2 separate regions of the Mus musculus genome follow, and region 2 is linked to region 1. The links are chromatin loops, found by intact Hi-C in ENCODE. Cell type or tissue: heart. All regions are shown on one strand. Links, peaks and the distances in the headings refer to the core of each region. The heading gives the core; the rest is flanking DNA. Region 1 overlaps Fgf14 (fibroblast growth factor 14). Region 2 has its middle 65 kb from the start of Fgf14.

Region 1 (2,808 bases), core at 174-2,673:
TCTTGTATTTTTCTTTCTTCCCTATTTATTTATTTATTTATTTATTTATTTATTTATTCAGCTTTCCACCCCCCAGGCCCACTAGCAAACTCTTCTCCCATCCCAATTACCCTTCCTCTTTTTTTTCTGAGGAGAAGGCTCCCCTCCCCCTCCCCCATACCAATATATGCTCTTTGATTGGTGGTTCAGTTTCTGGGACCCACAGAAGCTAAATAACAAGGAGGGGACAGGGAGGGGATCATCTCTAAGATGGGCCAGAGATCTGGGATGGAGTGAGTCTAAGAGGGTGACTCTAGTTGAGACTCCTAGCATTGAGGGATAAGAAGCCTAAAGTGGTCACGTCCTATAGCCAGACAGGACTCTCAGGAGAGAGATAAGAACAGCAACCTATTTACAAAACCTTCAACCCAAGTGTGTCCTGCCTCCAAGAGCTCAGGGACAAAAATGGAGCAGAGACCAAGGGAATGACCAACCAATGACTGGCCCAACTTAAGACCCATCCCATGGGCAAGAACCAACCCTGACACTATTACCGATACTCAGTTATACTTACAGACAGGAGTCTAGCATAACTATTCTCTGAGAGGCTTGATGCCCCAGTGTAGGGGAATGCCAGGATGGGGGCTGGAGTGGGTGGGTTAGTGAGCAGGGGGGACGGGGGTGGGATGGGGGTTTTTGGAGGGGAAACTAGGAAAGGGGATAACATTTGAAATGTAAATAAGGAAAATATCTAATAAAAATCCATTAACATAATCTACTCTAAATAAAAAGAAATCATTTAAAGCAATGTGCATTATGGAGCACACACTTAGTAAGTTTTAGATATTATTAATATCTTGTGTTTTTCTTTTAATTAAAAATGCATTTAAAATGGAGTCCTATATTAAAGACTTATAATTGCCTGTTATTTTTCTGTGTAGTTAGTTTATTCTGTGACTTATATATGGATGTATGATCTGTATTGTACTCATAGTGTTTAAACTTCAGAATATATTGTGTGTATGTAAACATGTGTATGTGCAAATAAGAAATGTGAAAATACGTTTAAGGTAAAGTACAGAAAAAAACATTACAATAAAGTAAAAAACCTTACTCTAAAAAAAAAAAACAACAACAAAACAAAAACCAAAAAACAAAAAACAAAAACTATTGACTCTACAGTTCTCACTGAGGACCAGACAAATAGGAATATGTTTTTAAGGAAACTGTAGCTGGGACAGTATTTTATATGTTTTTCTGTTTCTGTTGATCACTTAACTTCTGTTATTTAATATATTCTGCATTCTTACGAGTAATTTGTGCTTCTTGCTCCTTTCAAATGTACACATTTTTGTGAGAGTTTGAGAGAGATACATGCTTAAGTGTGAATGTTTGATTTTTCTTCTGACTTAAAGAAAACACACACATCTAAGTATACAAACTCAGTCTCCCTAATAGTAATGTCATTTTCAAAGCCTGTTTTTCTCCAAGCCAGCTTTATTTGTGCCCTCTAGTGGTAGAAGCAGGAATGTGTTCAGTAAGCCAAAAAACCCTGGAGAACACCACAAGCCCTCTTTTTGGTACAAAATGATTCAGCATCCACATCCCTAAATAATAATGCTAAACATAAATATGCACAGAGAAAGGTATATATGAGCTTACTCAGAATAATTTTCGAATGTACTGGAATGTCTACTGAAACATGAATTTCTGACTCCTGAACAGCTCAGGTTTTTATGTAGCAGAAGCAGGTATTTTTATGAATTTAATGGCCCATTTGCCCAGCCATCTTTTGATAATCTTTGGAGAAAATATTTATATTTTCCACAAATCTGTTTTCTGAGACCTCTTAAATTGCTGCTGTCAATCAACTTACTATTTACTTTGATCTCATTACAAAGCTGCATGGAATCATTTCATTCGCTTTTTTTTTAACCAGTTGTGTTTGGTTCTATCTCTGGGCTATTCAGCCTCTGGTTTACACCATCCAGGCAGTGTCTGGTTTGGGCTTCCTCTCATGGCTGGCTTCTCAAGTTGGAGCAGTTATTGCTTGGCCACTCCCATAAGTTCTGCACAACCATTACCCAGCACCTATTGCAGGCAGGATAAATGGTAGATCAAAGGTTTTGTGGTTGAGATGATGTCCATCCACTGGAAGTTTTGCCAGTTACACAGACATAGACGGGTGCCTAGTCCAATAATTATCAGAGAGGCTTTATCCAACAACTGACAGGAACAAATAGCCAAACATTAGGCAGAGCTTGGAGAACCCCATGGATTTGGGGGGGAGGGGAGGGGGGCAGAGTCAGGGATCAAAATAACAAGATCTACAGAATCAACTAAGCAGTGGTCATAGTGGCTCACAGAGAGTGAAGCAACAACCATGGAGTCTATAGGGATTTGAGCATGGTTCTCTGCATATAACTTATGGTTGTGAAGCTTGTTGTTCTTGTGGGACTCCTGAAAGTGAGAGTAGAGGTGTCTCTGACTCTTTTGCTTGTTTATAGGAACCTTCAGCTGGATTGACTCATCTAACCTTGTGCCGGTCTTATAGAATCTTTTTTTTTTTTTTCCTATTTGATACTTTTAAGGGTGTGGCTTTTCTTTTTTTTCTTTTTAATTAGATATTTTTTGCATTTCAAATGTTATCCCTTTTTCTAGTTTCCACTCTGAAAATCCCCTACCCTCTCCCTCTGCCCCTCCCCCTGATCCCCAACCCACCCACTCCCACTTCCTGACCCTGGTATTCCTCTAAACTGGGGCATAGAACCTTTACAGGACCAAGGGCCTTTCCTCCCATTGGTGACCGACTAGGCCATCCTTGGCTAC
Region 2 (2,808 bases), core at 92-2,591, 330 kb before region 1:
TCATACAATGAAGCTTTCTCTAAATTTTTCATTGTATAAACAAAACAGATGTGTTGCCAACTGTGATATTAAGGGGAAAATCTTATGCTGGTAATCATAATCATCAAAGCCCTATGTTTCAAGGATAATGGAAACTGAAAAATTTCAACATAATGACATCATTACCTCTGTACTGTATCCCATCATTATTGATAGTCATGGAATGGAAGATCAGACTGTAAAGATGCAGGTTCTTAATGGAGGAAGCATACCTAAAACCAAAGCTGGCCTCCAGTGTGGAGTGTTCCTTGTTCTGACTTCACTTTTAGGGAATAGTGGTACACATGAATATCTTGGGTGTTTAAAAGTATTCTATCAATCCGACTTTAAGATCTAGTTAGCATGCTTGGGTTCACCAGCAATACAAAACAGTTATGTCTCTGTTACTAATCAAGCCAATCAAGTTAAACCCTTCTATAGCTTTTTTCTTTCTTTCTTTCTTTCTTTCTTTCTTTCTTTCTTTCTTTCTTTCTTTCTTTCTTTCTTTCTTTCTTTCTTTCTTTCTTTCTTTCTCTCTTTCTCTCTTTCTCTCTCTCTCTCTCTCTCTCTCTCTCTCTCTCCTTCTCTCCTTCTCTCCTTCTCTCCTTCTCTCTTTCTCTCTTTCTCTCTCTCTTTCTCTCTCTCTCTTTCTCTCTCTCTCTTTCTCTCTCTCTCTTTCTCTTTCTCCCTTTCTCTCTCTTCTTTCTTTCCTTCCTTCCTTTGATTTTTCTTTGTGTGTGTGTGTGTGTGTGTGTGTGTGTGTGTGTGTGTGTGTGTGTGTGTGTAAATATACAGAATCTTCTGTTCTGTGGATCAAACCCAGGTTGGCAGGCCCTGTGGCAGGTACTCTACACTCTGCACCAGCTTTCTAGCATGATTCTTTTCTTACAATTTTGAAGGTTTTCCTTGCTTGTATCTGACATCTTATTCTTGGCAACTCTGGCCTTCAGTGGGCACACACATAAACATGTACATAAAAATTACATACATGTACATGTGCACACATGAACCACACAATGTGTGAGGATGTTGGCCCCTCATTCAGCTGAAGTGCCCACAGCCTTGCAATAATAAACCAGAAGTGAATGTCATAATCTATTATCCTTGTCACTGCTGCTGCCACAGGGTGTCACTGTTGAAGCATAGGCTGACCAGCTGTCTGGGGTTCAGCCAGGGTGTGGGCCTCTTGACCTCACCCCTTTATCCTAGCCTCTCACTATACCCTCTGTTGGCTTGGAAGTCTGATGACTGCTCTCTGGTTCAGCTCCTCTACCGGACACGTCTGTGTTAGAGTCTCCAGCACTTACTACACACATATAAAGAACACACAGGAGCTCCAGCTATCTGTCTCCAATGGCCTCCAGGAGTTAACACACTGCTTATCTGAGTTCCCCTCTGCTTGCTGCTAGTGCAGCTTCTCAGGGTTAGGCACTAAAGATAGCTTCATCTATTTTTAACTCTCTCAGCCATAAAGAATATTTTTCTTGGTGAGTGTGCAAGAGAGCTGGTTTACTAATCCAGAATGGATAAGGGATGGAATGTATTCCTTTCTTCTACCCCCTACCCACCCTAACCCTAACCTTTATGTTTTATTATTGTTGTTTGTTTTTAGAGCTGATTTTGTGTGTGTGTGTGTGTGTCTTAAAAACTCCACACTCTTCTCTTGGGATTTATTTTTCTTTTTAAAGAGAAAGGTGGCTGACATTTTAGGGGTTGAAAAGAAAAGCAACCAACTTTACAGATATTACCAAATGCCCAGGGAAGGGGAAAGGGGGAAGGCCAGGGGCAGAGGAAGAGAAGAGGGAAGGAGGTTAAGATTTTGTAATTGAAGAAGAACTTGCTGACTCTAGTACAATACTGTTGTGGCTCAGGCTCAGGGAATTGCTGTTAAAGAGACAGATGTGTTATAGTTGGTGAACCAGGCATAGATGCTCTGCAGCTGAGGAAGTTGACAGACCAGTTTTAAAGGACATGGTGGACTCAAGTCTTCAGCTGTCAATGGCTATATTTTGTTAAAATTGGAAAAGAAGGTTGGAATAAGAGAGTAAGAGGGAGCAATGGCACTCAAAGAGGCTGACACCCAAGGCGCCTCCTTTCTTGGGAGAGGACATTTGGAGAAAGAGGCCTTTGGGATATGGAAGAGATGCCCAGATTTTTCTTTCTTTCTTTTTTTTTTTTTTTAGGCCAACTGTTTTATTTTATTTTGATTTCTAGTGATTTTTCAAAGTGTGGGAACTATTAAAGGACCTCAATATCAGACAATGAAATAGAGAACATTCAGTTCTTAAATACAAAATGGAGAGACATGTATATAAATTCTCTTCATTTTCATAGATGGAAAATAGTGTTTTTTTTCTTTTTTCTTTTTTCTTTTTTATTAGGTATTTTCCTCATTTACATTTCCCATGCTATCCCAAAAGTTCCCCCATACACTCCCCCCCCACTCCCCTACCCACCCATTTCCACTTTTTGGCCCTGGCATTCCCCTGTACTGGGGCATATAAAATTTGCAAGTCCAATGGGCTTCTCTTTCCAGTGATGGCCAACTAGGCCATCTTTTGATACATATGCAGCTAGAGTCAAGAGCTCAGGGGTACTGGTTAGTTCATAATGTTGTTCCACCTATAGGGTTACAGATCCCTTTAGCTCCTTGGGTATTTTCTCTAGCTCCTCCATTGGGGGCCCTGTGATCCATCCAATAGCTGACTGTGCATATCCACTTCTGTGTTTGCTAGGCCCCGGCATAGTCTCACAAGATACAGCACTATCTGGGTCCTTTCAGCAGAATCT

What was found. Hi-C counts contacts between places; a loop is a spot of excess contacts. Peaks named below come from ENCODE experiments on the same cell type or tissue, not always from the same donor. Only the 100,000 strongest peaks of a DNase experiment are listed, where the experiment ranks them.
Region 2: a loop joins it to region 1, with 10 times the contacts of the local background. A loop is called at or near these places in 6 of 42 quality-filtered maps.

Annotation. Positions count from the first base shown.
Region 1 is chr14:124,409,835-124,412,642 of GRCm38, reverse strand. All of the region lies in intron 1 of Fgf14 (fibroblast growth factor 14), which reads left to right. Among named protein-coding and RNA genes, the nearest start is that of Fgf14, 270 kb to the left of the region's middle. In heart, for the core only: a CTCF peak has its summit at 1,494 (motif pointing left); no DNase peak of the experiment used is centred there.
Region 2 is chr14:124,741,159-124,743,966 of GRCm38, reverse strand. No RefSeq gene overlaps it. Among named protein-coding and RNA genes, the nearest start is that of Fgf14, 65 kb to the right of the region's middle. In heart, for the core only: a CTCF peak has its summit at 1,146 (motif pointing right); no DNase peak of the experiment used is centred there; H3K27ac peaks cover 1,268 bases.